Regions from separate parts of the Homo sapiens genome. Here region 2 is linked to region 1. The links are chromatin loops, found by intact Hi-C in ENCODE. Cell type or tissue: MCF 10A. All regions are shown on one strand. Each heading gives the region's core, and the rest is flanking DNA. Links, peaks and the distances in the headings are about the cores only.

The links. Peaks named below come from ENCODE experiments on the same cell type or tissue, not always from the same donor. Only the 100,000 strongest peaks of a DNase experiment are listed, where the experiment ranks them.
Region 2: a loop joins it to region 1, with 13 times the contacts of the local background. A loop is called at or near these places in 13 of 110 quality-filtered maps.

What each region holds. Positions count from the first base shown.
Region 1 is chr10:23,693,829-23,709,555 of GRCh38, reverse strand. It overlaps a transcript of KIAA1217 not described here. Among named protein-coding and RNA genes, the nearest start is that of OTUD1, 260 kb to the right of the region's middle. RefSeq lists an enhancer at 6,544-6,593. In MCF 10A, for the core only: a CTCF peak has its summit at 6,480 (motif pointing right); a DNase peak (open chromatin) is centred at 6,475.
Region 2 is chr10:23,285,394-23,301,120 of GRCh38, reverse strand. C10orf67 (chromosome 10 open reading frame 67) reads left to right here. Exons shown (of 16, transcript NM_001371909.1): 6 at 9,842-9,989; 7 at 11,163-11,221. Among named protein-coding and RNA genes, the nearest start is that of C10orf67-AS1, 51 kb to the left of the region's middle. In MCF 10A, for the core only: CTCF peaks have their summits at 6,290 (motif pointing left) and 7,795; a DNase peak (open chromatin) is centred at 7,790.

The DNA.
Region 1 (15,727 bases), core at 2,572-10,571:
TTCTTTATTTTTTTTTTTTCTTTTTTGGAGACAGGGTATTGCTTTGTCACTCATGCTGAAGTGCAGTGGCATGCTCTCTGCACACTGCAGCCTCATCCTCCTGGGCTCAAGGAATCCTCCCACCTTAGCCTCCTGAGTACCTGGGACCACAGGTGTGTAACCACCGTGCCTGGCTAATTTTTAAAAAACTATTTTATAAAGACGAGGTCTTGCTATCTTGCCCAGGCTGGTCTTAAACACCTAGACTCAAGTGATCCGCCCACCTCGGCCTCCCAAAGTGCTGGGATTACCAGTGTGAGCCACCGCACCCACCTGAAAGTTTTTATTTCTTGGAGAATTTTCCTCCACTACTGCTATAGCCGAATACCTGAGAGGAGATATCCAAAGTGTCAAGTGGCCGCAGGCTGGTGGGGCAACGGCCAGTCAAAACATCTGGAGGGTAAGCCATGAACACCGCAACAGAAAACTTTATACTTTTCCAGAGCTTCAGAAAGAGCCAACACATCTGCTTCTAGAATAACCCAACTGCCTAGAGGAGGATCCACACTGCCCTTTTTCTCCAGCCTAGGCATAGCCACCTTCCTCTTGGAATTCTTACAAATGCCTTAAAGGTGATGTGGAAGTCCTGGCAATCTGAACTCCAAAACAAAGCTCTAGTCTGTCCACTTCTCACCACTTCACCTTCCACAGACTCCTACCTCAACTCTCCACCTCTGTCTGGCCCCATTAATCCATTCTCCATGAACTAGGAAGAGTCATCTTCTTCATCCATATATGTTTTTTGCATTAGTCCCCCTTTAAAACGCCTCATACCATCCTTAGAATAAATCTGCACTCCTCTTTGAGGAGTTAAGGCCCTGCCTAACTTTTCCACTGCATTTCTCACCATCTTCTGTTCACTCACCTTGTTCCAACCACAGTGGCCTTCCGCAAGGACTGCCTCAAGGCCTGTACATATTGGGCCTCCTCTACTTGGCATCTTGCCCTCTCTCTTCCTGTCCTTCAGAGCTCAGCTTGGGGAAGAGTGAGGGTCAGAGGAAAGAGCACTCAAAAGGAAGCCAGGAAGCTGAGGCTCCCTCTCTGGCTCTGCCACCTCAAGCTCTGTGAGCCAGGATGTCACCCAGTGCTTCTGAGCCTCAGGGCATCCACCTGTAAAATTAGGGGATTGGACCAGACAGATGTGTGTACCCTCCTTCTGCTGCTGTTCAATAAACTTAACCCTGTAATAGGGTTTGGCTATGAGCACACCCAAATCTCATCTTGAATTGCAGCTCCCATAATTCCCACATGTTGTGGGAGGGACCTGGTAGGAGATAATGGAATCACGGAGGTGGTTTCCCCCATACTGTTCTCGTGGTAGTGAATAAGTAAGTCCCATGAGATCTGATTTTATAGGGGAAGCCCCTTTCACTTGGCTCTCATTCTCTCTTGTCTGCTGCCATGTAAGAGGTACCTTTTGTCTTCTGCCATGATTGTGAGGCCTCCCCAGCCACATTGAACTGTAAGTCCATTAAACTTATTTTTCTTTATAAATTATCCAGTCTCAGGTATGTCTTTATCAGCAGCATGAAAATGGACTAATACACCCTGCTTTTCTCCCTTCCTTCCCTCTGTGACCAGCCTTTTGAAAGCAATTTTCAAATCCTTCATTCAATTCCATTTCTCTCTTGCCTCCACTTTGAGTCTCAAAAATGTAAAGAACTGGAATGGAAAGAGCAGAAATCGTGAATGACATTTCCTTCTTGAAGGAAAACCTGAAACCAAAATAAAACTGGTGAATCCAGACAAGGACATTTTAATTTTTGCCTTTAAAAAAATTTTTATTTTAGAGATTTAGGAGGTACAAATGCAGTTTTCTTACAAGGATATATTGTGTAGTGGTAAAGTCCGGACTTTCAGTGGACACATCTCCCAAATAGTGAACATTGTATCTAACAGGTAATTTTTCAACCCTCACACCCTCCCATTTTCTCACCTTTTGGAGCCTCCAGTGTCTACTATTCCACCCTGTATGTGGCCATTGTTTCGCTCCCACTTATAAGTGTAGTATTTGACTTTCTGTTTCTGGGTTATTTCATTTAGGCAATGGCCCCCAGTTCTTCAGAAACAGACATTTTAAAAGTGAAAACACACTGCTCTGAGGATAATGACATGGGCCTATCACCAGACTTCCAGGCCGCAGGTAGCCTGGTTCTTTTTACTTTCTCCTTCCCATTATTTCCCTTCCTCCTGCTCTCTGTGTTCCCCCAGCACTGGCCTTCCTTCACTTCTTCCTAAAGCAGGGCCTTGGGGTATGTTATTCCCACCGCCAGAACACCAGACCAAACCCCTATATTATATGCTCTCACAGCACCAGGAATCTTCCCTTCATCATACAAATCATAGCTGTAATTTTACATTTAGTTTGTAATTATTCTATTGTGTCTTCCTACCCCTTTAACCTATATGTTCTCATAGGACAGGAGTCAGGTCTATTTAAACTTTTTGGTAATAAGTTTACTTCTTATTAGATAGCAGCTGGTGATCAATAAATATTCTGAATGAATATGTGTATAAAAAGAACAGAACAGGACACATTCTTTACATAGGATATACCCAATAACAGGTCCCCGCCTGGTGTCCATGTGGCAGCCAAGAATCTTTGGCCCACTATAGAATCTATTTAGGGTTTTCCTCCCCTCTTCCATACTGCTGACTGGAACTCACTATCAGCCCTAGACTTCCTTCTCTTCCCTTCATCTTACATGTCCCAAAAGTGCCTGAACAGCAGTGTTAAGAATGAAAAATAGAAGGAGAAAGTCACTTTTATCCTGACACTCAAACCAGACAAAAATATCACAAGAAAATTACAGACCAATATCTCTTATGAATATAGACAAAAATTCTCAACAAACTAAGTCCAGCAACATATGAAAAGGATTGTACAACATAATCAAGTAGAATTTATCCCAAGAATGCAAGGTTGGTTTAGTATCAAAAATTAGTTAATATGTAATATTAATATAATAAAGAATAAAAATCAAATAATCATCTTAATGGATACAGAAAAAGCATTTCAAAAAATCCAATACCATTTCATGATAGAAACACTCAACAAAGTAGGAAGAGAAAGAGAACTTCCTCAACCTGATAAAGTGTATTTGTGGAAAACCTACAGCTAGCATTATACTTAATGGTGAAAGACTGGGTGCTTTTACTTCTAAGATCCAGAACAAGACAAGGATGTCCACCTGTGCTACTTCTGTTTAACATTGTATTACAGGACCTAGCGAGGACAATTAGGCAAGGAAGTAAAAAAGGGAGGGAGGTAGAAAAACACATCTAGATTAGAAAGAAATAAATAAAACTGTCTATTCACAGATGACATGATCATGCATAGAGAAAATCCTTTAAAAATCTACCAAAAAGCTATTAAAACAAATAAATTTGTTTAGCAAGGTTGCAGAGCACAAGACCAATATAAAAAAAAGCAATTGTGTTTTCATATACTAGCAATGAACAATTCAAAAATCAAATTAAGCAAACAATTCCATTTACAACAACATTTAAAATAAAATACTTAAAAATCAATTTAACAAAATTTATGTAAAATGTATACTCTTAAAACTATGCAACAATGTTGAAAAAAATTAAGACCTTAATAAATGGAAAGCCATACCATGCTCATGTATCAAATGAATTGATATTGTTAAGATGACATTACTTCCCAAATTGATCTATAGACTAAACACCATTCCTACCACAACCCCAGCTGGCGCTGTCTCTCTGTTTATTTTTTTCTTTTTCACAGAAATTGATAAGCAGGCCCTAAAATGTATGTGGAAACTCAAGTACTGAGATAGCCAAAACAATCTTAAAAAATAAGAACAAAGTTGAATAACTCACAATTTCCAATTTAAAAACTTATTTCAAAGCTACAGTATCCAAGATAATGTGGTACTGGCATAAAAATGAACATACAGATCAATAAAATAACATTAAGACCCCATAAATAAACCCTCACATTTATGGTCAATTGATTTCAACAAGGCTGTCAAGAAAATTTGATTACTTTTCACAAATGTTGCTGGGACAATTGAATATCCACATGCATAAAAATAAAGTTGAATCCCTTCCTCACACCATATACAAAAATCTTTACTTAAAATAAAATGTAGACAAATTAAGAGAGCTAAAATTACAAAACTTTTAGAAGAAAACACAGGAATAAATCTTAATGAATCTGCATTTGTTGCACAAGCAACAAAAGAAAAAAAACAGATAATTGTACTTCATCAACATATTAAAACTTTTGTGTTGCAAAATAAACCATCAGGAAACTGAAAAGAAAACCTACAGGAAGAGAGAAAATATTTGCAAGAAACTTGTACCTAAAATAAAGAACACTTAACAACTCACTCAATAATAAAAAGACAAACCAATTTAAAAGTTGACAATGAATTTGAATAGACATTTCTCCAAAGAAGATATGCAAATGTCCAATAAGCACATGAAAAGATACCTAACCTCATTAGTCATTAGCGAAATGCAAGTCAAAACCACAAGATACCATTTCAAATCCAGAAAGATGACTATCCTCAAAAAAAGAGTTAAGTATTGGCAAAGATGTGAGGAAAATGGAACCCTCATATTGACAGCAAGAATGTAAGATGATGCAGCTGCTCTGGAAACCAGTTTGACAGTTCTTTAAAATGCTAAACATAGTTATCATATCACCCAATAACTCCACTACTAGGGGTCTATCCAGGAGAAATACAGACATATACCCATAAAAAGACTTGTATTTTAGTCTTTATAGCAGCATTATTCATAATAGCCAAACATTGGAAGCAACCTAGATGTCCATAAACTGATAAATGGACAATAAAATGTGGTATATCCATACAATGAACTTTTATTTGGCAATAAAAAGAAAGGAATTAATGACACATGCAACAACACAGATGAACAGTTAAAACATTACGCAGAGTGAAAGAAGCCAATCACAAAAGGATAAATACTGTTATGATTCCATATACATGAAATGTCCAAAATCAGCAAATCCATAGAAACAGAAAGTAGATGAGCAGTTTTCAGGGGCTGACAGGCTGGAAGGTAAGAAGGGAACCGCAACTACTGGGTAGGGGAGTTTCTTTTAGGGGAGATGAAAATGTTCCAAAATTAGATAGTGGTGGTAGTTGCATGACCTTATAAATTTGTTTTTAAAAATGCAACTATACTCTTTAAATGGATGAATTGTACACTATAAGAATTATATCTCAATAAAGCTGTTTTTTAAAAAAGAAAGGAAAGAAAAAAAGAAGCCCTGGGGTCATATTTCTCCTTATTTACCACTGAGCTCACTATATATATATATATATATATATATATATATATATATATACACACACACACACACACACACACACATACACACACACATACATGCATATATGTGTATGTGTGTGCATAATACAAAGTACATACACACATATATATTGTGTATATATATATAGTATATTGTATATATTACACCAGTCCTCGGTTTCCAAAGACCCACCCTGATGTTCTATTCCAAGGATCAGCAAATGAAGATCCACAAACCCAATCTAACTCTCAACCTGTTTTTGTTTTTGTATTGCTCTTTGGCAATACAAAAACAAAAATGCAGTTTTTACATTTTCAAAGGACTTTTTAAAAAATAAAAAAGAGTATGTGACAAAAATCAGTGCGGACTGCAAAGTCTAAAATATGTTTGCTCTCTGGGCCTTTATACAACAAGTTTGCTGACCCCCTGATCTATACCTTTTATTTTCTCTACATTTACCAAGAAGAAAAGGGGAGGAGGAGGAGGAGAAAGAATAAGAGGAAAACATACCCTTTCTTTTACATCATTGTTAGCCGTGAAAACAGTGCAGTATGGGGACCAGTTTGTACATATTCACGAGAGCCAACTGTTAAGTTTTTAAGACTTTTTAAGTCAGTTGATGTCATGTTGTAATTGGCCACAGCAGAAATATTTACGATACAGAAATTGGCAAACAGTTCAAATCAGGGCTTTTTTCCCCCTGCAGAGAGCCAGCGTATCTCAAATAAAAACCTTCCGAAAATCTTGTCGTCTTTGTACTTTTCAGAAATCAGAGAACAGGGAAGAAACCTACAATCAGATTTTTAGTCCACAGGGAATTTGCAGATGGGACGCCATGGTATAAAGCTAGGTGCAGATCAGGAAGTACATAGGGCAATGTCCCGTTCTTGCAAAGAAAAGAAACTTCAGACTCAAAGTGTCTCTCTGATCCTCCCTCCACCACTCCCACACTGCACTTTCTTTGCTGGGACATCTCTCTGCTCTATACATATAGGTGACCGCCAGGAGGGTCTCCACTCCCGATCTCTGGAGACTGCTGAGAAGGAGAAGCGCCCAGCCCACATGCCAGGACTATAGCAGGTGAAAACAAGTTCCTGGCATTAACCAGGGCATGGAGGGAAGATGTTCTAATCGCCACTAGGGGGAGGGCTGGTCACACTTTGCATCAAGGAGCCCGAGGGACCAGAATACAGAGGGCAAAAAAAGGCAACCAGAAGCGCTTTGGGAGGCCGAGGCGGGCGGATCACAAGGTCAGGAGATCCAGACCATCTTGGCTAACACGGTGAAACCCCGTCTCTACTAAAAATACAAAAAATTACCGGGCGAGGTGGCATGCACCTGTAGTCCCAGCTACTCCGGAGGCTACATTTTATTAACTTAATATTATTTATGTTAATTTTTAAGTAGCAAATAAAGTGGATTCGATATTGTCTGTTCAGTAGAGTGATTATATAAGTATGTTTTATATATGTATCATACACAACAAAATACAATATATTTGTGTGTGTGTGTGTGTGTGTGTGTGTGTGTGTGTGTGTGTGTATTCTCCTGTTCTGTTAAGTAAACTAGCAAGGAGTCAAGGAAGAGATTACTTACAAAAATGCCCAACCTGAATCTTCATGGTGTAACATGATGGCAATTAAGATTTTATTAATTACAAATTAAGACTCATTTTCCCATATGAAAAAGCAAACTATAGTATTATTTTTGAATGCTCAGCCATAAATTAAATAGGTTTCCCCAAGGCAGCTGGAAACCTACATTCCACATATAATGTTGTTTCTATTAGAAAATACTTCCCAACAACCTACTTATGAAGAGTGTTCAGAATAAAATGTGTTTATGAACTAGGCAAAAGAAAAAATAATGTGTACCCCTTAGAAAGTCACTCCCTCTTTCATTTCATTGTCTCATTGTATGATTATAACTGGAGTCCAAATTCCTCCCACCCACCCCAAGTTCTCTGTTCACTTCTCTTCTCTCCCTCTTCCCTAAAGAACTGTACTGTCTGCATCTCTTTTACAGTTACAATAAAATGAATTTCTCATAGATATGCTGCACTTTAAGGTTGTTGGCCCCATTTTTGCTGCTGTAGTAACTTTTCCTGGCTCCAGAAAAGCCACTGTAATCTAATGGAAATTGGACAAGGTCATGGAGCAGGCTAAGAAAAGACCTGGTAACCTACAAGTACTAAACCCAAGGCTCTCTTTCTATTTCTAGCATGAAAAATGGGCACAACATGACATTTTTCTCTGGTAAAGCAAAACCATTGTAAACACTCAGGACTGAAGGTGCTATTTGTGGAGTCAACTTCTAAAATTTGACTGCTTTGAGCTAGTAGGAATTACGATCTGTATAGTATGCTAATTTATACATAAATGTAATAAGGTACTAAACTTTAACACGTACACGCAATATCTGCTCACAATGTCCTGGTAAAGCTGTGAAAATATCCTATCAACCCAGACAACAGGGCATTTAAACAGCTACAGGCTATTATTAAGCAAGTAAGAAGTATTTATTTAGGCTATTTATACAGGCTATTACTAGCCCTAGGGAGGGCTTTACAGGGGTCATTTTATTATTAGTTTTTGTTGTTCATGTAATGCTTCATTGGTTAATTGATACGACCTCATAACTCCTCCAGCTAAACTTTGCTGGTTCAGGAGGCCATCAGTGAGAACAGCTATGTTAAGACCAGCAAGAGGCAAACCCAAAAGTGAGAGACAGGAAAGTTGTGAAAAACCAAGACAGGTGGCCAACCCATTTGAGGACGACTTGCATGGACATGAGAGAATGTGGCTCTCTCACCCTGAGGATGAAAGGCACAACCGCAACCTTCCAGCATCCCTAAGACAGAAAGTATTTCACGGAAAGGATTATGCCATATCTTGGAGAGATAAATGCATTTATTTCCTACTTATCTTCAGCAGCAGATGTAAACAGCCATTGGGACTTCTTCAAAGTCATTTCCAAAAATAGTATTAGGGATTCTAGAAGAGTTCTGCCTCTGACCACAATTCTGGCCAGAAGAGGGACTAAAAGGCCAGGAGAACTGAGATGACACCATAATAATAATGTCTTATACTAAATAAACATGTACCAAGTGCCAGACGCTGTGCTAAACACTCAATGTGCATGGTTTCATTTAATCATAACAAGACTCTATGATATAGGTACTATTTTATTCCCATTTATTTATTCAAGAAATATTTACAGACTACCTTCTATGTGGCAGGAATTGTTCTAGCCACTAGGGATTCAGAAATGAGCAAAACAGAAAAAAAAAATCTCTTCCTTTATGGAGTTTACCTTCTAGTAGGGGAGAGAAACAAAAGATGGAAGTGAATCAAATGTATGGAATTTCTTATAGCCAAAGAGCTAAAAGGGAAATTAGTGCAAAAAAGGATAGAAAGTTAGATGGATGTAATTTAAAATAGTGTAGCCAAGAAAGACCTTATTGAAAAGATGAACTTGAGAAAACATTTGAAGGAAGTGGAGAAGTCAAGCAGGTTATCTGGAGAAGTTCAAAGATAAGTTCAAAGTTACTTAGATGACAGCAAGTGTGGTGTGTTATTGGAACAGGAAGATGGCAATGTGGTGGAAGCATGGTGATTAAAGAGGGAAGTTGTAGAGAAATCAGAAAGTCAGAGCAGGTAGATCATGTAGAATCTTATTTGTAATTGTAAGGGCTTTTTTTTTTTTACTATGAGAGAAATGGGAAAATATTATAAAATTTAAGCAGAGGAGTCACATTATTTGCCTTATGTGTTAGTAGTATTGCTGTGGCTGTGTATGGAATCTAGACTTTGGGGGTGGTACAAGGATGGAAGCAGAGAGAGGTTGGGAAGTCACTGCAATAATTCAGGGATATGACTGCAGCTTGGTCTCGGCTGCCAGGAAGGGATGTGGTGATAACTGGTCAGATTGGGATTACATAATGAAGGCCTAGCTGCAGGATTGGTTAATGGGTTGAATGCTTTCTGTAAGAGGATGACTCCGAGGTTTTTGGCTCAAGTAATGACAAAAATGGGGCTGCCACTTACTGAGAGAAGGAATAAGTGAGAGAAGCAGGGAGCAGGCATATTAGGGTCACGTCTATCCATAAAGTAATGTTAGCAAAGGAAACAGTACTTCACAGTTAGAATCTTTAGAAGGCTGTGGCTCTCATGATTAAGATTCCAGTTCTATCTAAGTGATGCATACTTCACTCACTCATTCTTTTATTCATTTACTCCTTTATTCAACAAATTTTCATCAAGTGTCCATTGTGTGCCAAACAGTATGCTAGGTCTTAGACCTGTAGTGAGCAAGAAACACTTGGTTCCTTCCCTTCTTAAAACTTACGATCTGGAGGAAAAGCAATTATATTAAGCTATAAAACAAAACAAATAAAAAATTATTAATAAAGAAAGCAATGGCTGGGCACAGTGGCTCATGCCTGTAATCCCAGCACTTTGGGAGGCCAAGGTGTGAGGATCACTTGAGCCCAAGAGTTCGAGGCTGCAGTGAGCTATGATTGAAATGGTGCACTCCAGCCTGGGTGACAAAGAGAAACCCAGTCTCTAAAAAAAAGGAAAAGAAAAAGAAAGGGAAGTATTGGACAACTTCAGTAATTTGCCCATAGTTGCATAGGTGGGGAGAGACAGGGTTGGAACTTGACACAGGTGCCTCCTTCCAGAGTCCACATGCTCACTTTATGGAGTGATCAGATGCAAGCACCATCCAATGGAGAAGAGAGCACAAGCAGTCAAAAGGAGCACCAATACCACCCAGGAGATCCTGACCATGGCTGTGTCATGAAAACTACAGAACGTTTTCTGGGCCCAAGTTCCCTCATCTCTAAAATGAACCAGATGGTCTTCGCAGTCCCTTCTGTGTCTGAAACTGTGATTCTTTGATGTACATTGGTGTCCACATGTAGGAAAGAAGATGTGGGGAACACCCAGTCCAAGCTTCACTGACTTCACAGCTCTGCCTAGGACCAGGCCCGTGTCTGAAACTGGGAGCCACAGGACCCCAACCAAGTCCTTTGCTGCCCTGTCCTCAGAAGGACCTGATCAGGCAGAAGGAGCAGTGAAAGTAGGGGGTTGGCATGGGAGACCGCTCTCAGAGATGGGAGCAACTGGACGGTGTGAGCCAGAGAGAATGAGAGAAAAGACAAATTCAAGGATAGCAGACCCAGCCAGGTGCAGTGGCTCATGCCTGTAAGCCCAGCACTTTGGGAGTCTGAGGCAGGAGGCTGTGCCTACAAAAAGTAGCCAGGCACGGTGGTGTACACTTGCAGTCCTAGCTACTTGGGAGGCTGAGATCGGAGGATTGCTTGAGCCCAGGAGGTTGAGGCTACAGTAAGCAGAGATCATGCCACTGTACTCTAGCTTGGACGATAGAGCAAGACCCTGTCTCAAAAAGGAAAAAAAAATAGGATAGCCGATCCGTTAGACTGCCCCTGGATTTAGGTATCCTGAATGTGTGATTTTTCTCTTAAGCCTACGGTCGACAACATAAGGGACTCATGCATTTGAGTGTGATCCTGGGAAATGCAGACCCTTCACTATTTTGGCTCCAGTTTTCTCATCTGCAAAATGAGGCCAGATATTTTCTAAACTCGGTAATCTACGACCCCACATTCCTATAACCTCAGCATTTCTGTCCCTTAACTAAATTTCCAAAATAAACTTCTGCCTCCTAGAGTGTGCTTCTTGCCAAATTTCAAGACTCACTCAAATTGTCATTTGATCTAACAGTGCAGTTCTGGAAATAATCCAAATCAAAGATCTACCACAGAAGAAACATCTCAATGTTTGGTTAAAGAATTCCAACATTTAGCTACCATTTTTAGTATTTCTTTACATTTACTTCTACAATATAAATTTTAAGCCACCATAAATTATCCACAATCACAATACTCTTCCTAGAGCTCTGATGTCTTAAATATCTGCAAGATACTCAATAATGGAAAATATACTATTTTTTTCCTATTCACAAATTACAAATTGCTTCTCAGTGTTGGTATACTAAATTAATGACATTAACTACAGAATACAAAGCCCCAAACAAAGCAATGCTCTACATCAACATATTTTGATTTTCAGTGCCTAATTAAATCATGTAATTACAATAATCTCATTTTGTAAGTAGAGAAAATAAAATTTACAAATATTCTACAAATTGCCCCAAATCACATAGCACTGAAAAGTTTCCAAAAACTAAAACCAGTATTAATGCCTATAAACTCTTGACTCAAATTACTGAGTTATAATTATCATTGATAAACACTGAAAAAGGAGTGCAAAAGTAAGTAGTTTTGTTGTACACTTTTTTTTTTTTTTGAGACAGGGTCTCACTTTGTCAACCAGGCTGGAGTGCAGTGGCACGATCTCAGCTCACTGCAGCCTTGACCTCCTGGGCTCAAGCGATCTTCCCACCTCAGCTTGCCAAGTAGCTGGGATCACAGGTGCACATCACCATGCCAGCTAATTTTTTTTTTTTTTGTATTTTTAGTAGAGACAAGTTTTGCCATGTTGCCTAAGCTGGTCTTAAACTCCAGAGCTCAAGCGATCTGCCCACCTCAGCATCCCACAGTGCTAGGATTACAGGAGTGAGCCACTGTGACTGGCCTTGTTGTGCACTTTTAAAAAACTATGAAGCCTTAGTTTTCTGAAATAATGAATAATGAAACTAAATTTGGCAGGGGGTGGAGGGGGATGGAATCCTTATTACTCACCTTGGAATTTATCACCTTCTACCGTACTGCAATAGTAACTTGGGCTCAATTAATAAAACCAAGGAAAGTCTTCCATATATGTGTTTAATCTTCACTAGTAAAATCAATATATGCATATTTTAATGAGGTTTAAATGAAGTACGTTTAAAGCACAAGGGTATAAATTCATACATTAGTAGCAAAATATTATTAGATACGTGAAGGAATTCTTATAATCCTAAAGTATTTTTCACCCATCTGCCTCACTACCTAGACACATTCCAATCATCTTATTATCAACACAGCCACATGAGAAGGGTATTGTGATCTCTGCATGGTAAGTTAACAGAGACTCTGCTCTAAAAATGGCATTTACAATCTAAGTGTTCAGAGATGCACGTATTTCATAGAGAACGGAGATGGGTGCTGGTAATTTCCATTGCATAAAGATAGAAAACAAACACTTGTTTAAGGATATACACTTTCGAACGTTCATGAACCTTATTTTCTCTTCCCTCTTGCCTTCTCCAATTCCCTTTATTTCAGTCTCTTCTTGACATGTTCCCCTAGCATGACAGTTTTCGTTAGGTTACTTTTAACTATGCATAATTCATGCATTCATTTATTCATTTAACAGTACTTGCTGATGACCTACTATGTGCAGGTGCAGTGGTGGTCTCTGGGAATCAAAGATGAATGACAGTATCCCGCCTTCAAGGAGGATACCGTCTTGCAAATATTTGTCCATACACTTAATGGGCTGCGAGTGTGAGTCATTGTGGTTAAAACCAGGTAGCACCTGCCCTTCCCTGTAGAGCAAGCATCTTCACCTTCTTTCCAAACCACTTCTAGCACAGACTGTAAGCTCCCAAAGTGCTGAGACCACACATGAATCATCTCTGTTGCAGGAGCATCTAGCACAATGTCTGGCACATACATAGTTGGGCCCCATAAAGTGTATGGGAGGGATGGAGTGAAATTGGGTGACCAGGATGCATTACAAATGACTTTTGTCTTCAACTCAATTGAATCAGTTTTTAATTAACTATCTCCCTCTCTCTCCGAAGTGTAGACTTGGTATCAGAAGCTAAGTGGGATTTCCATTCCCGAAGCACAGAAACTCCTACTCTCGGAGAAGATGCCTTAGCCACTTTCCTAGGATCGTTTCATCAAATTTAATATCAAATTCCTGAGAACCCTCCCCAGGTGAGAGCAGGGTAGGCGAGCTGGCCCACGCCGTCCTCGCCTGCCCTCTGCAGGGCTCTGACCCTAGGACGAGGGCAGATTCCAAGAACTTTTTTCCCCTATGAGAAGTAGGGTCAGTTAAAGAAGAAAACCTCCTTGGGAGAATCCCATTAGGAAGGAGAGAGCCCAAAAGAGCTAAACATGCCCCCGAAAAGAAGTGAGCAGAATGTCGAGGGTCTCGAGGGTCTCTTTTGAACAGACAGGGTCTCGCCCGCCCTCGAAGCAGCTCAGGACAGTCCGGGGTCTCGGAGGACCCGCAGCGGCGCGGGGAGAGCGGCGAGCGGGGAGGGCAGCCAGCCGGAAGGCCGGCCGCTGTGGGGGTCACCCTGCTCCCGGGCGCTGTCGCCCTCCGCGAAACCTCCCGATGACAAGAATTAATGACCAGCTTCCAAAGGCGCCCAACATCAACCGTAGCGACCCTAAGCGTCACATTCGCCTCCTGCCTCGACCTCTGCCGCCTCCGGAGAGTCTGGAGCGTCTCAGAAGACCCAAACCTCCCACTCCGAACCCCCAGCTCCAAACTCCCCAGTGTCCCCACCCTCCAGCCCGTCTCGGGGCCGGTTCTCTCTCTCCTTGCCCCTGTCTTCCAGCCATCAGAAAGAGCAATGCCCTCTTCGCAGCCCCGAGTGAAAAACGAGGCAACATCCTAGTCGCACCTATATAAGCCCCTGGCTCGCCACTCCAGGGGGGCACGCCAAGGTCACCAGGATAGGTGTGACTGCCTCCACCTTCACTCTCCCCACATCCTTCCCTTTCTGAGATCCCCGGGGTCCGGTTCCTCTCCAGTCCCTCCTCCCAGTTGGGGGTCTTCTCCTTTTGGCACCCCATCACCGCACCGGGACCCCTCCCGGCCTGGCCCTCCTGGGGGGGTCCTTGCCCTCTCTCGAAACGCTCACTTGCTCTCCCGCGCAAGGCTCCCTTGTAAGTCTCCCCTCGGTTTCCTTATCCAAGGAGGGGAGATGTGCCTCCCACTCGCGCTGGGGGAGCGGCGGGGCAACCGACGCAAACTTCTGCTGCACTTACTTCGGGCCGAGGCTGCCGCCCCCTCGCCTCTCCTCGCTCTCCCACTGGCAGCTGCTCCGCGGAGACCTGGAGCCACCTCGCTCTCATGCCCCACACCAGCGCAGCTGCGAAATGCGCAAGAGGGGGAAGGGGTATCTCCCGGGCGAGCGTGCCGGGGGCCCGAGTCTGGGGCCGAGGTTCGGCCGCCGCTCGCGGCTGCCAGCCGAGTGGTGGCCTCTTCTGGCAGCCCGGGGATGCTGCGCAGGGCGCTGCGCGCCCTGCTCCTCCGCCGGGTCGTTTCTGCCCGACTTGCAGTTTCAGGGCATGCCAGGACTGCAGCACCCTCTCCGTCCTCCCCCGGAAACGACTTTCAATTCACCTGGAGGCTCTCGAGGCTCCCCCGCGGGCGGGTAGCGTGACAGTGGGTGCAGAGGAGAGGGAGGAGCGCGGGAACGGCGGCGGCCCCAGTGCGCCTCCCGCTTGCTTGGCGAGAAGCGCGCAGCCCTCTCCAGCCGCTCTCTTCTGGACTGCAGTCCTGACGTCACCCCCACCACCCCCCACCCCGCGGAGGAGCGGCGCGGAGGGTGGGGTGCAGGGAGTGAGGACGCGCGAGTGTGAGCTGGAGTGTAAGCGCGTGCGTGTGCACGCGCGCGTGTGCCCTGCAGGGCTGGGGACGGATGGGAACCGCGTCTGGATCCTGTGAGGAGCCAGAGCTCGCTCCCTGCAAACGGGCGCCGAGGGGCTGCCGCGAGCAGCCGGGGGCGCTCGCTTCCAGGTCGGGGCGGGGATACCAGGGAAGCAGAGTTTGGAGGCGACCGCAGGAAAAGGAAGAAGGCAGTACGGGTAGTTGGAGAGCGGGAGTTGGGCATTCTCTTTCCCCAAAGTTGGAGGCTGCACAGGATGCCTTTAAAAAGCTGCGCTAGAGGTTTAGGGGGGAAGAGTGGGATAGACGGTGTGGGAGAGTTGGTTTCCACGCTCCTGTAGGAGGGAGTTCGGCTTGGGGAAGAAGAGCTCAGAGTCCTTTCAACCTCCACCCCCGCGGCAGGTTCCAGCAAGGCAGCCAGCTTCGGTGCGCCAAGGGCGCCTCTAGCCTACTCGAAGCAAATCTCCAGCCCGGGGCCCCTGTCTACTAAGTTCCTGCAAAGAGATCAAAGGGGCCAGCCTTTTCCACCTGAGTCCCCTCCCTGCGTGAACCTCCGCCAGAAGCTGGGCGAAAGCACTCCGAACAAGCGAAAGGGGTCAAGGCCGAGGCTGGATTCCAGATGCAAGAGGGCCCCGCCCTTGGGTCCTGGGTCTGAGGTCAGTCGTAGGGGTGACAACTCCAAGCAGAGTTCCTTGAGCTCATCAGTGAGGCTACATTTGAGTTTTGCCATTCCCCGGGACCTTACACTAGAAAGCGATCCACGTTGTCACCCAACTTTACTGGT
Region 2 (15,727 bases), core at 3,348-11,347, 410 kb after region 1:
CCCCTCCAAGCAGTGGGAGGAGGAGAATTTGGCCCAGCTAGAGTGCATGTACCTTTTTCTTTCTCAGACTTAAAGCAAATTAAAATAGACCTAGGTAAATTCTCAGATAACCCTGATGGCTATATTGATGTTTTACAAGGGTTAGGACAATCCTTTGATCTGACATGGACAGATACAATGTTACTGCTAAATCAGACACTAACCCCAAATGAGAGAAGTGCCGTCATAACTGCAGCCTGAGAGTTTGGTGATCTCTGGTATCTCAGTCAGTTCAATGATAGGATGACAACAGAGGAAAAAGAATGATTCCCCACAGGCCAGCAGGCAATTCCCAGTGTAGACCCTCACTGGGACACAGAATCAGAACATGGAGATTGGTGCTGCAGACATTTGCTAACTTGCGTGCTAGAAGGACTAAGGGAAACTAGGAGGAAGCCTATGAATTATTCAATGATGTCCACTACAACACAGGGAAAGGAAGAAAATCCTACTGCCTTTCTGGAGAGACTAAGAGAGGCATTGAGGAAGCATACCTCTCTATCACCTGACTCTGTTGAAGTCCAACTGATCTTAAAGGATAAATAAGTTTATTACTCAGTCAGCTGCAGACATTAGAAAAAAACTTCAAAAGTCCACCTTAGGCCCGGAGAAAAACTTAGAAACTCTATTGAACTTGGCAACCTCGGTTTTTTATAATAGAGATCAGGAGGAGCAGGCGGAATGGGACAAACGGGATAAAAAAAGGCCACCGCTTTAGTCATGGCCCTCAGGCAAGCGGACTTTGGAGGCTCTGGAAAAGGGAAAAGCTGGGAAAATCGAATGCCTAATAGGGCTTGCTTCCAGTGCGGTCTATAAGGACACTTTAAAAAAGATTGTCCAAGTACAAGTAAGCCACCCTCTCATCCATGCCCCTTATGTCAAGGGAATCACTGGAAGGCCCGCTGCCCCAGGGGACAAAGATCCTCTGAGTCAGAAGCCACTAGCCGGATGATCGAGCAGCAGGACTGAGGGTGCCTGGGGCAAGCACCAGCCCATGCCATCACCCTCACAGAGCCCCAGATATGCTTGACCATTGAAGGCCAGGAGGTTAACTGTCTCCTGGACACTGGCACAGACTTCTCAGTAATTTTTTTTTTTTTTTTTGAGACAGAGTCTCGCTCTGTCACCCAGGCTGGAGTGCAGTGGCGCGATCTTGGCTCACTGCAAGCTCCACATCCTGGGTTCGCGCCATTCTCCTGCCTCAGCCTCCTGAGTAGCTGGGACTACAGGCGCCCGCCACCACACCCGGCTAATTTTTTGTATGTTTTAGTAGAGACAGGGTTTCACCGTGTTAGCCAGGATGGTCTTGATCTCTTGACCTCATGATTCGCCCGCCTCAGCCTCCCAAAGTGCTGGGATTACAGGCATGAGCCACTGCACCCGCCCCCTTCTCAGTCTTACTCTCCTGTCGTGGACAATTGTCCTCCAGATCTGTCACTATCCAAGGGGTCCTAGGACAGCCAGTCACTAGATACTTCTCCCAGCCACTAAGTTGTGACTGGGGAACTTTACTCTTTTCACATGCTTTTCTAATTATGCCTGAAAGCCCCACTTCCTTCTTAGGGAGAGACATTCTAGCAAAAGCAGGGGCCATTATACACCTGAACATAGGAGAAGGAACACCCCATTTGTTGTCCCCTGCTTGAGGAAGGAACTAATCCTGAAGTCTGGGCAACAGAAGGACAATATGGACGAGCAAAGAATGCCTGTCCTGTTCAAGTTAAACTAAAGGATTACGCCTCCTTTTCCTACCAAAGGCAGTACCCCCTTAGACCCAAGGTCCAACAAGGACTCCAAAAGATTAAGGACCTAAAAGCCCAAGGCCTAGTAAAACCATGCAATAGCCCCTGCAATACTCCAATTTTAGGAGTACAGAAACCCAACAGACAGTGGAGGTTAGTGGAAGATCTCAGGATTATCAATGAGTCTGTTGTTCCTCTATACCCAGCTATACCTAACCCTTCTACTCTGCTTTCCCAAATACCAGAGGAAGCAGAGTGGTTTACAGTCCTGGACCTTAAGGATACCTTTTTCTGCATCCTTGTACATCCTGACTCTCAATTCTTGTTTGCCTTTGAAGATCCTTCAAACCCAATGTCTCAACTCACCTGGACTGTTTTACCCCAAGGGTTCAGGAATAGCCCCCATCTATTTGGCCAGGCACCCAAGACTATTAGCCCAAGACTTGAGCCAGTTCTCATACCTGGACACTGTTGTCCTTCGGTACATGGATGATTTACTTTTAGCCGCCCATTCAGAAACCTTGTGTCATCAAGCCACCCAGGTGCTCTTAAATTTCCTTGCTACCTGTGGCTACAAGGTTTCCAAACCAAAAGCTCAGCTCTGCTCACAGCAGGTTAAATACTTAGGGCTAAAATTATCCAAAGGCACCAGGACCCTCAGTGAGGAATGTATCCAGGCTATATTGGCTTATCCTTATCCCAAAACCCTGAAGCAACTAAGAGCGTTCCTTGGCATAACAGGAACTGCCGAATATGGATTCCCAGGTACGGCGAAATAGCCAGACCATTATATACACTAATTAAGGAAACTCAGAAAGCCAATACCCATTTAGTAAGATGGACACCTGAAGCAGAAGTGGCTTTCCAGGCCCTAAAGAAAGCCCTAACCCAAGCCCCAGTGTTAAGCTTGCCAATGGGGCAAGACTTTTCTTTATATGTCACAGAAAAAACAGGAATAGCTCTAGGAGTCCTCACACAGGTCTGAGGGATGAGCTTGCAACCTGTGGCATACCTGAGTAAGGAAATTGATGTAGTGGCAAAGGGTTGGCCTCATTGTTTTTATTTTTTTGTTTGTTTGTTTTTTTGAGACAGAGTCTCACTCTGTCGCCCAGGCTGGAGTGCAGTGGTGCCATCTCGGCTCACTGCAAGCTCCGCCTCCCAGGTTCATGCCATCCTCCTGCCTCAGCCTCCCGAGTAGCTGGGACTACAGGTGCACACCACCACGCCTGGCTGATTTTTTGTATTTTTAGTGGAGATGGGGTTTCACCGTGTTCGCCAGGATGGTCTCGATCTCCTGACCTTGTGATCCGCCCACCTCAGCTTCCCAAAGTGCTAGGATTATAGGCGTGAGCCAACATGCCCGGCCGGGTTGGCCTCATTGTTTACGGGTAGTGGTGGCAGTAGCAGTCTTAGTATCTGAAGCAGTTAAAATAATACAGGGAAGAGATCTTACTGTGTGGATATCTTACGATGTGAATGGCTTACTCACTGCTAAAGGAGACTTGTGCCTGTCAGACAACTGTTTACTTAAATATCAGGCTCTATTACTTGAAGGGCCAGTGCTGCGACTGCGCACTTGTGCAACTCTTAACCCAGCCACATTTCTTCCAGACAAAGAAGAAAAGATAGAACATAACTGTCAACAAGTAATTGCTCAAACCTATGCCGCTCAGGGGGACCTTTTAGAGGTTCCCTTGACTGATCCCAACCTCAACTTGTATACTAATGGAAGTTCCTTTGTAGAAAAAGGACTTCGAAAAGCGGGGTATGCAGTTGTCAGTGATAATGGAGTACTTGAAAGTAATCCCCTCACTCCAGGAACTAGTGCTCAGCTGGTAAAACTAATAGCCCTCACTCGGGCACTAGAATTAAGAGAAGGAAAAAGGGTGAATATATATACAGAGTAGTATGCTTACCTAGTCCTCCATGCCCATGCAGCAATATGGAGAGAAAGGGAATTCCTAACTTCCGAGGGAACACCTATCAAACATCAGGAAGCCATTAGGGAAATATTATTGGCTGTACAGAAACCTAAAGAGGTGGCAGTCTTAGACTGGTGGGGTCATCAGAAAGGAAAGGAAAGGAAAGGAAAGGAAAGGAAAGGAAAGGGAAATAGAAAGGAACCACCAAGAAGATATTGAAGCCAAAACAGCCACAAGGAAGGACCCTCCATTAGAAATGCTTATAGAAGGGGACCTCTAGTATGGGGTAATCCCCTCCAGGAAAGCAAGCCCCAGTACTCAGAAGAAGAAATAGAATGGGGAACCTCACGAGGACATAGTTGCCTTCCCTCAGGATGGCTAGCCATGGAAGAAGGAAAAATACTTTTGCCTGCAGCTAACCAATGGAAATTACTTAAAACCCTTCACCAAACCTTTCACTTAGGCATTAATAGCACCCATCAGGTGGCCAAATTATTATTTACTGGACCAGGCCTTTTCAAAACTATCAAGCAGATAGTCAAGGCCTGTAAAGTGTGCCAAAGAAATAATCCCCTGCACTGCAGGCCATACATTTCAATCCCTGTATCTTTAACCTCCTTGTTAAGTTTGTCTCTTCCAGAATCAAAGCTGTAAAACTACAAATCATTCTTCAAATGGTGCCCCAGATGCAGTCTGTGACTAAGATCTACCACAGACCCCTGGACCAGCCTGCTAGCCCATGCTCCGATGTTAATGACATCAAAGTCACCCCTCCCGAGGAAATCTCAACTGCACGACCCCTAGTACACCCCAATTCAGCAGGAAGCAATTAGAGCGGTCATCAGCCAACCTCCCCAACAGCACTTGGGTTTTCCTGTTGAGAGGGGCACTGAGAGACAGGACTAGCTGGATTTCCTAGGCCGACTAAGAATCCCTAAGCCTAGCTGGGAAGGTGACCGCTTCCACCTTTAAACACAGGGCTTGCAACTTAGCTCACACCAGACCAATCAGATAGTAAGGAGAGCTCACTGAAATGCTAATTAGGCAAAAACAGGAGGTAAAGAAATAGCCAATCATCTGTTGCCTAAGAGCACAGTGGGAGGGACAATGATCGGGATATAAACCCAGGCATTCGAGCTGGCAATGGCTACCCTCTTTGGGTCCCTTCCTTTTGTATGGGAGCCCTGTTTCCACTCTATTTAACTCTATTAAATCTTGCAACTGCAAAAAAAAAAAAGTACACATAGAAATATCGACACATGCATACAGGAAAATCTGAAAAGTTATATGTCAAAATGTTAACACTAGGAAGAAACACTTATGGGTTGCTCATGCCTTTGAATACAATTTATGGTTTATCTAAATCCCTCACTAGTACTCTTATTTAAAACTTCAACGTTATAAGAGATAATGAATCAAACACAAACCATTCTAAAGGATCGTATTTAAACTGGTTTAAATGTTTGCTTTAGGTGTTTACTTTGTTAATCTATTAGAAATCTTTATATCTAGAAAAAATTGAGCACCTTCTAAGCAATACAGCATTGTGTCAATAGCATAGATCTAATAAAATTGAATATTAATTTTTGTATATATCTTGGACTAGGAAGCACATTCAATTTTTGCATTTGCCTTTGAAAAACCTTTTCTTGGGTTTACATTTACTTTTACTTTTTGAAGAAAACAATTTAATAGAAAAGACTAAAAACTGTAATAGTTTGCTTTTAATCCTGCCTTGGCCAAAGACATCCAGTGTAGATGTGGCAAGGCAATTTTGATCCATTTATTTCCCATTTGTGAAATGCAACATGATACCCGCCTGGCTAAACTAGAGAGTTATGATAAGAACACCTGCTGTATTGAATGTAAATTGCTTCAAGTTCTTTGAAGAAATATTCATGTATCAATTCAGGTATTATAAGGAAATGCACAAATCCTTATGGCCATCCGTTTATGTTCCATAAAATGTACCAAACAGACCTCTGGACTGTTGAGAACACCCCAATTGGGTAAGACAGCTCCCTATACTCTTGAAATATTTACACCTCTAACTTTTCTCTTCAGCTGGTTACCTGGCCCAGCTGGACATTCTGGGGAAAGCGTGAGGATGGGCTGTGGCTTTGTGAAAAGGAGAGCAGGTGGGAGCCACACCGGCTCATATGTAAGCAGGCTGTTCTCTGGCTTTCAGTGGCATCCAGAATACTCTGGTTATTCCAATGTAGTTAGTCCCCAAAGAGCACATTAGAATTTCTGTAAACACTCTTAATATTTGAGGAAGGTGAGGTGATTCTGATTAACGGGGTGTATGGATTTCTCCTGGAGACCCCGACAAAGCATACGTGTCTGCTCTCCCCTCCTGACTGCTCTGCTCTCCCCTCCTGACTGAGGGTGATGGAAAGCATACGTGTCACCATTTCAAGAACACAGACATGAATGCCACAAAGGCAGGTCATAGCTTATATCAAATAAAATGAAACACACTTTTTTCCTACATTCTCTAAGAACAAACTTTCCTAAAACCTTAAGTTCTAGATGATCTTTTTTATTTGAAATTTCATCTGATTCAACTGCCCCCTCTAGTGGTATTTTAAAAACCCCTGGGACACCAAGTCTCAAATTAGATTGGGAACACGGGATTTGGAAAAACAATTAAAAATTTCAAAGTAGCAGTGGAAGTAAGTTGAAAAAAAAAGTGAAATAAACAAGTTTTATTTAGTTTATCTACAGTTATCTAGTTTACTCTTACTGATTATCAAATTACTTCAATAGCTTTATAATTAATAAGTAGTTGTAATTTCTCATCTCCAGATGGGAACATCCTGAATGTCGAATTTTCCCAAGAGCAACTTCATTCAAGGGATGAAATGTTCAGGTTTTATTCGGTGGGAAATCAATGTGACTCAGCTGCATACCATTGTAGCCATCAGGTTTCCATGCTGTCCGTTGGCTAATCCTCTTGAGAATTTATAAAGGAGGTTAGCCTTTATGTCTCTGTAATTGTGTGTGTGTGTTTCTGTGTGTGTGTGTGTTTCTGTGTGTGTGTGTGTGTGCCTGTGCATGTGTTTTAATTTCAATTGGAGCTGGCATTTTGAATAGACTTTTTATTTTTCTTATCCCAACACTGATGAGCCCTGCAACCATCACCCACCTACCTTCCATTGCGAGCATATCTGCTTGTTGCTGACAGCTCTGAAACAGAGCTGTCATTCAAGAGTGGCAGCTCTGCAGGGTTGCACTGCCCAGAGTGCCACTTTCCTGGTTGTCACTCATTGGGAAAGCACCTGCTCTTCTCTGTGACTGTCATGAGGCATGGGCTTGCATCAGAACTCTGCTCCTCCCCAGAAAATTGAGATGTCCAATTCAATGGAGCCTGTGGAGGGGAAACTGCTGAGAAGGCACAGAAAGTGCTCTGAAGCAGGACTTCTCAGACTTTACTGCTCACATGCATCACCTGCAGATCTCGTTAGATGCAGACTCTGACACAGTAGCTCTGGGTTGGGCCTGAGGGGCTGCATTTCTAATCAGTTCCCAGGTGATGCTGAGGCTCCTGGTCCATGGACCGCATTTGAGGAGCAAAGCTCCCAAGTACACCTGTTTTCAAAAATGATTCTTTCGAGATTCAATTTGGGATTCAGTTTGTAATTCTATGCATCTTGTGAATATTCACAAAAGATATAGCACATATGCCACCACCTGAAGCCCTAGTTTTTATAATATGAAAGAAAAACTTGAGATTGGTAAGTTTCTTTACAATTTTGAAATTCCAGAATGATCATGGATTGCACACAGTCTCTCTTATAGTGTGGTTTAAACGGCTACATCCAGTTAACTGCCTTTAATGATCTCCATCCTTCTTAACCTCATTTTATTAAGGCAGTTTATTTTTTAAAAGTCTCCTGGTTTAAGCAAACACAAACTAGCAGTGTGGGCAGATGGCAGAAGGAACACCACCACAAAACCTGCCACTCAGAGTGTAACAGAGCACCGTAGCAGCTCAGAACGATCCCTTTGTTCATTTTGCTAATGAGTGTCCTCATTGCTGTGGGCGTCTGAATAGTTAATTACTTGCAGTTCCCACAGCTGACAGATGGTGGGGACAGAGCTAAGGGTTAACCTTGGAAGAACAGGGGTTGTGGTTTGATATGTGGAGGACAAACCCCCGTATTTAATGTGTTTTCCTTGCGTCCTGCTTTCATACAAAGAGATTCTTAGAACCCGTAGTTAGGTATTAGCTGCTACCATTTGTAAATTTTACACTTCATCTGATGAATTCAAATAGTTCTTCTTTAGTTTATGAGAATCGGGTGCTCATGTAATCCTCTGTGGATGTTCATATTCTGCCACTGTTAGGAAAAGTATGCTTAAGCCTATTAAGGCCAGTATTGTTTGTTTATTTCTTTCCACACACACACACACACAAAACCTTTTAGTCTATAAATGCATTCTGTGATGGTCTCAAATTGAACAATGTGGGACAAGAAATTAATGACGGATTCTTCGTTTATTAAGAAAACAGTGTTGTTTATTAACTACTTACTAGGTTTGTTAGTTCTCATTAGTTAAGATGAATTGGGCTCAAATAATTTAAGTGAAATGGTGAATCAAAGTCATGAAGATTTGTAATTGAGCTTAGTGCAAAATTTAAGAACATATTTTAAATATTACTAACTCTTACACACACACACACACACATATATATACCATACGTAATTTCATTAGTAAGTCACTTGTTTTAAAGGACTTATTAATGTACTACAAAAAATTTAAATCACTTCTTTTTCTTTAAAACTGTTACAGGGGAAAATATTTTAATAGTTTACTTCCACATATCCTTAACCTTAAATGAAAGTGTAGTTCCAAAGGGAAATCAGTCGAGAGAAATTATTTTGTTTTTGAGGGAAGATTTTATTTTTAGTTATTGCCATCATGGAATTACTGTAAAAAGAATAAGTTATAATTCACCTGTGATGACCTTAAGATCAAAAGTATTTTTAATGTCTATAGTAATTTTGAACAAGGCATGTAGAATCTTCTATCTCCTTTGGCATAATAATATTTTGAGATTGCATAATCTGTTTAATATCATACCACAATAAAGTATAAAGTTCTGCACCAGCTTCCCCAATCCATTAGAGCTTAATTTTTTTTTTTTTAATGCATGGCAATAAAATCTAGACAGCCATAAGGGAGGATATTCAGATGTTTTCAATAGCTTTGAAACAGACAAGAAGAAGAAGGCAAAAAAAAAAAAAAAAAAAAGAGTAGCTGTCCCAATAAGCGCGTCTATTGCGTAAGAAAAAGCTCTCCCATAATGGACATGGCAAGATTTAAACAAAAGACGCACATAATAAAAATGTAAATGAGTTTGCTTTACTAAAACTATAACTTTAAAGTCTTTTGTTGTAAGTTATCCTGAAACCTTCTTACAAGGTAATCACTGTTTGCATAGAGATTTAAACCAAAGTCTTCAATAGCATTAAACGCCTGCACAGACCCCGTGTGACAAGCATGCAAAGCCATGTTAATGTTCAGAATATGAATTGCCTCTGGGTGGCTCCTCCACCAAGCAGAAAACCAACTGTGTGGATATCCGTGTGCCTGATGGACTCCATGCGGCTCCCAGCCTGAAAACGTCACCACTTTGACATGTGATGTGCTCCTCATGACACTGGCAGCACTGACACTGGGAAATGCCACAAAGGCAACAAGCCCCCCTCCTTAGCCATGCACTCTGCCACCCCCTGGCGCTGCCCGTCCTGGTCCCCCCAGCCTGCCTAGTTACAGGCGGACAGCACTTCAGACACACACAGAGGGAAGTGTGGGTGGAGGGGCCCCAGCTGCCTCCCCGGACACAGCCTCCATAATGAATTGACCTGAATGATGAGGGCACACAAACAGTATGATATGCATTATTCCTGTCAATAAAATGTCCCCATGTGTTGAGGTCTTTGTACAGAATGTACTGGAGCCTTTCTTCCAGCAAGCTCTATTTAGGCTCCTTCCTTTTTACTATTCTTATAAGTGTGTAATAGAATTCAGAAAATTATATGATAGCTTTTCTGTATCTGTATTGTCCTTGTCTTGCATATTTAAATCCTTGGCTCCCTGCTTAGGAATATGGCATTCTCCATCTTTTAGGAATCTTTTGCCAAAGAAACCAGCTCTCCAAAATCAAACCTAGAAAAGGAAAATTTGGAGTACAAAGTGGAAAATGAGAGGCTGCTTCAGATCATTTCAGAGCTTGAAGAAGAAATCCAGATCAATCTAAAAGAAAATTCAGGATTAGGTAACATTTTGAAATCACTTTTGAGAAAAATCTGTATATTGGTCACTTTGTAAAGCTCATAACTATGTTTGTCTTTTCCAAACATACATTCGTTTGGTTATTTACATTTGAAAGATGAATTTCATAGCCATCTTTGCTTTTTATTAAAGATAGCACTTCTTGCTTGGGACAGAGGATGTGTTTGTAGTTGTACCCCTGAGCCATGTCACGTTAATTCAGGGTGTTGTTTCAAGACAGACATTGGCCTTTGCAAAAATTTGCTAATCAATGCTCCATTTCACTTAGAAATATTATAGCCAGATAGAAACTTTTGCTGATTTGTTTCAGATGCTTAACTGATTATCTAAACTTGATAACATTTAAAAACTTAAGAATACATATAGGGATATGCTTTGTAGGGAAAACAGAGTTAGCCCTTCAGGAAAATATGCTAGTACTTACTAGTTACTTCAATTTTTGATGCAAAGCTTAAATACACAATTTCATTTGTATACTTAATACCTCTTTTCTTTCATACCACAAACATTGGTGAAAGTTGTGTTTAAATCACCGAAGTTGTTAGAACATGTGGAAAAGAGAAAAAAATAATCACCAAGGTGAGATTGCTCTAACGTATTTTTTCATTTAACTGTGATCCGAGTGATTATGTTAATTACATGATGTTGTCCTTAATCTGCAGTATTCAAAGCAATGAGCAGGCAATACAATGAATTATAGCAAAATATCAGTAAAATGAGATATATTATATTAATATTATCCCTTGGATGTAAAATTCTACCATGCCAGTATAGTCTCATTCTCTTCTGCTGTGGCATAGCAAGGCTTTTTAGTTTTGGGTCGTTCTTATTAAGTCATAAACTGCCACCTGCTAAAGCTCTTTGTATTGGCTGTGACCAACAGCAAAAATGTCCGTCGCTAGTATTGATGAAAAGCTTTCAGCCCTCAGCCACACTTGGATCTTGAACTTACTTCTTAATCCCTATCTGACCGGCCATCTGAACAGCAGGAAGAAGGCTGCGAATGTCAAGGGCAGTTGTGAAGGTCACAGTCCTGCTAGGCCTTGTGTCCACTATGCCTGCTAGTGCCCCACAGCCTGCCCTGAAGCAGGCCGTTTAAATACAGGGGCATAAGCATGTAATTTCATGGTTGGCCTCTCTCTCCTTTTGTTTACAGAAGATGAACTTATAAGTATGAAAGAGATGGCAGAAAAGGATCACAAAACTATTCAAAAGGTACTATAACGTTTTACGTTGATAAATGACTCTTTTAAATGGAACTATAGGCGCAATTGGCCAAATAACACTGTGTCCAGAGTGTCTTATGACATAGAGGAAAGTTGATTCACATATTTAATCTCTCCCCACTATTTGGGAAGGGTGACTAGAAGCAAATAAGGACTCCACCTTGAAAACTCACGGATGTATAGATACTTCTTTTGTTTGGGATCACTGACCATCTGCCTTGTTGATTTTAAGGCACCGAATAGTTACATGACACAGAGAAGTCTGAAGATGAGCTTGCAGTTAAGGAAAAAGTTATATTAAAAATGAACAGTCTTATTTTCAGATCAGATGTTAGTTGATGTTCATGAATGAGCTGGGCTTATGTTATCTGGTAAATATTTAGAGCAGGGAATTCTTTTGGTAGAATAAAAATCAAGATTTCCAAGGTGGGGCGCAGTGGTTCACACCTGTAATCCTAGCAGCTTTGCAGGCCAAGGTTGGAGAATCTTCTGAGCTCAGAAGTTCAAGGCCAGACTGGAAAACATAGTGAGACCCCTTCTTTATAAAAATTAAAAAAATTAGCCGAGTGTGGTGGCACATATCTGTAGTCCCAGCTACTCGGGATGCTGAAGTAGGAGGATTGTTTAAGCTCAGAAGTTCGGGGCTGCAGTGAACTAGAATTGCACCACTGCACTTCAGCCTAGACAACAGAGTGAGACCCTGTCTGAAACACACATACACACACACCACCAACCCCCACAACAACAAGATTTCTTAGCTCATTGAATTGAATGCAGTAGGATCTCAGCAATTCCTGCTCTCCCTGCACACGTGGGGCTTCCCTACTCTGTTCTCATTTATCCGCAAACTTCCCTATTGTGGCTCTCAGTTACCATTCTGTTATGGTCTATCTTCCCTGCCCTACTGGAGGCTCCATGAGGGTGGAAACTGCGCTATCTGGTCTCTTAGTGGGGAGCACGATGCCTGAGGCACTGAAAAATACTCCAAGAGATGAATAGAATAGGAATGCATTTACAGTTCATACAGTTTACAGATAAACAAGCAGATTCACATCCCCAAGTTATTCCAAATAAACATAAATATCTTCCAGTAACTGAACCGAGTATCCATTTTTAAGTTAAAATGGATTAAAATCAGACAAAATTAAGAATTCAGTTTCACAGTTGCACTAGCCACATTTGAAGAGCTTAGCCACCACATGTGCCTAAGTTTAGGTTCAGATTTCAGCCAGGCCTGATATTGCCATTCAAGATATTCTTTTTTTAATTTTTAAAAATGTTTTGTCTTTTATTTCTTCTAAAAAAATGGGATACATGTGCAGAATGTGCAGGTTTGTTACATAGGTATATATGTGCCATGGTGGTTTGTTGCACCTATTGACCCATCCTCTAAGTTCTCTCTGCTCACCCCCCAGCCCCCCAACAGGCCCTGGTGTGTGTTGTTCCCCAATCTGTGTCCATGTATTCTCAATGTTCAACTCCTACTTATGAGTGAGAACATGCGGTGTTTGGTTTTCTGTTCCTGTGTTAGTTTGCTGAGGATGATGGCTTCCAGCTTCATCCATATCCCTGCAAAGGACATGATCTCATTCCTTTTTATGGCTGCATAGTATTCCATGGTGTATATGTACCACATTTTCTTTATCCAGTCTATCACTGATGGGCATTTGGGTTGGTTTCATGTCTTTGCTATTGTAAATAATGCTGCAGTAAACATATGTGTGCATGTCTCTTTATAGTAAAATGATTTACATTCCTTTGAGTATATACACATTGATGGGATTGCTGGTTCAAATGGTATTTCTGGTTCTAGATCCTTGAGGAATACTCCATACTGTCTTCCACAATGGTTGAACTAATTTGCATTCCCACTAACGTGTAAAAGTGTTCCTATTTCTCTGCAGCCTCACCAGCATCTATTGTTTCCTGACTTTTTAATAATCGCCATTCTGACTGGTGTGACATGGTATCTCATTGTGGTTTTGATTTGCATTTCTCTGATGATCAGTGATGTTGAGCTTTTTTTCACGTTTGTTGGCCACGTAAATGTCTTCTTTTGAGAAGTGTCTGTTCATATCCTTTGCCCACTTTTTGATGGGGTTGTTTGTTTTTTTCTTGTAAATTTGATTAAGTTCCTTGTAGATTCTGGATATTAGACCTTTGTCAGATGGGTAGATTGCAAAGATTTTCTCATTCTGTAGGTTGCCTGTTCACTCTGATGATAGTTTCTTTTGTGCAGAAGCTCTTTAGTTTAATCAGATCCCATTCGTCAATTTTGGCTTTTGTTGCAATTGCTTTTGGTGTTTTTGTCATGAAGTGTTTGCCCACACCTATGTCCTGAATGGTATTGCCTAGGTTTTCTCCTAGGTTTTTATGGTTTTGGGTTTTACATTTAAGTCTTTAATTCATCTTGAGTTAATTTTTGTATAAGGTGTAAGGAAAGGGTCCAGTTTCAGTTTTCTGCATATGGCTAGCCAGTTTTCCCAGCACCATTTACTGGATAGGAGATCCTTTCCCCATTGCTTGTTTTTGTCAGGTTTGTTGAAGATCAGATGGTTGTAGATGTGTGGTGTTATTTCTGAGGTCTCTGTTCTGCTCCATTGGTCTATATGTCTGTTTTGGTACCAGTACCATGCTGTTTTGGTTACTGTAACCTTGTAGTATAGTTTGAAGTTAGGTAGTGTGATGCCTCCAACTTTGTTCTTTTTGCTTAGGATTGTCTTGGCTGTACAGGGTCTTCTTTGATTCCATATGAAATTTAAAATAGTTTTTACTAATTCTGTGAAGAATGTCAATGGTAGTTTGATGGAAATAGCATTGAATCTATAAATTACTTTGGGCAATATGGCCATTTTCATGATATTGATTCTTCCTATCCATAAGGATGGAATGTTTTTTCATTTGTTTGTGTCCTCTCTTATTTCCTCATTCAAGATATTCTCAGATTTTAGATAAAACTACTTTTAAGAAGTATTTTTCAAAGAAATGGTTACCCTGATTGGTCAGAGGTGGGAGATGTTTCCCTGATAACTGAATCCCTCACAGATTTTCACAAGGGGAGTTCATTTTCTTAGGCTTCACCCTATTTGCAGTGACAATAATGTAAATTCCATTTAACCTTCTTGGCATCAACCTCTAAGGTCAGAAATGAAATCTCAGCCTTCTAGTTTCACTTAATAACCAACCAGGGAACCATCACCAGTTTTTCCATTCCTCCCTCCTTTCCTCCCTCCTTTCTCCCTCCTTTCCTCCCTCCCTCCTTTCCTCCCTCCCTCCCTCCTTTCCTTCCTCCCTCCCTCCTTCCCTCCTTCCCACCCTTCCCTCCCTTCCTTCCCTTCCCTCCCTTCCTTCCCTTCCCACCCTTCCTTCCCTCCCTCCCCTCCCTCCCTTCCTTCTTCCCTCCCTTCCTTCTTTGCTTCCCTTCCCTTCCCTTCCCCTCCCCTCACCTCCCCTCCCTCCCCTCCCCTCCCCTCCCCTCCCCTTCCCTTCTATGTCTCAGTCTCACTCTGTCCCTAAGGCTAGAGTACAGTGGTACAATAATATCTCACTTGCAGCCTCAAACATCCAGCCTCAAGCGATCCTCCCATCTCAGCTCCCAGAGTAGCTGGGACTAAACAGGAGTACCACCACACTTGGCTAATTTTTTATTTTTTTATTTTTGCAGAAACAGGGTCTCCCTATATTGCCCAGGCTGGTCTCAAACTCCTGGCCTCAAGTGATGCTCCCACCTCGTCCTCCCAAAGTGTTAGGATTACAGGTGTGAGTCACTGCACTGGGCCTGGTTCTTTATTGAAAATGTTTCTCAAGCTCTTCAGTCTGTATACCACTGGTAGAAATGAGTAGCATGTACTTCTGACTCTCTATAAGGAGTACAATAACAAATTAAAGCAAAAAAACAAAATCTCACTGGTAAGCCACCAGTTGATGGCTGGCTATATCTGTGAGTTTAAATATATCAGTTAAGTGCTGCCTCAGCTTTCTAAATCTGCACTGTGCCATGGTGGCCCTTGGCCACATGTGGCTATTGAGCACTTGAAATGTGGCCAGTGCAAGTGAGGAACTAAGTTTTGATAATTTAATTTCCAATTATTTAAATTCAAATTTAAAAACTCATTTCAGTTCTTGGAAAACCTTTCTGTATATTTTTGATAACTTGGATATGTGACTTTACTTTTTCATTTGTAAATTTTATGAAATCTGAATACAAATAAAGTATTTCCAATGAAAACGTAGCTCCCCAATTGAGATGTGCTGTGAGTGAAAAATACACACTAGATTTCAAAGACTTGGTGTAAAAAATGTGAAATGTCTCACTAATAATTTTTTATATTGATTACACATTGAAATAATATTTTGAATATATATTGGGATAAAAAACACATTATTAAAATTGCTTTTACCTATTTCTGTTGCCTTTTTAACACAGCTACTATAAAATTCAAAATTATATATGACTCACATTATATTTCTGATAGCTTTGTTATGTATAAAATAA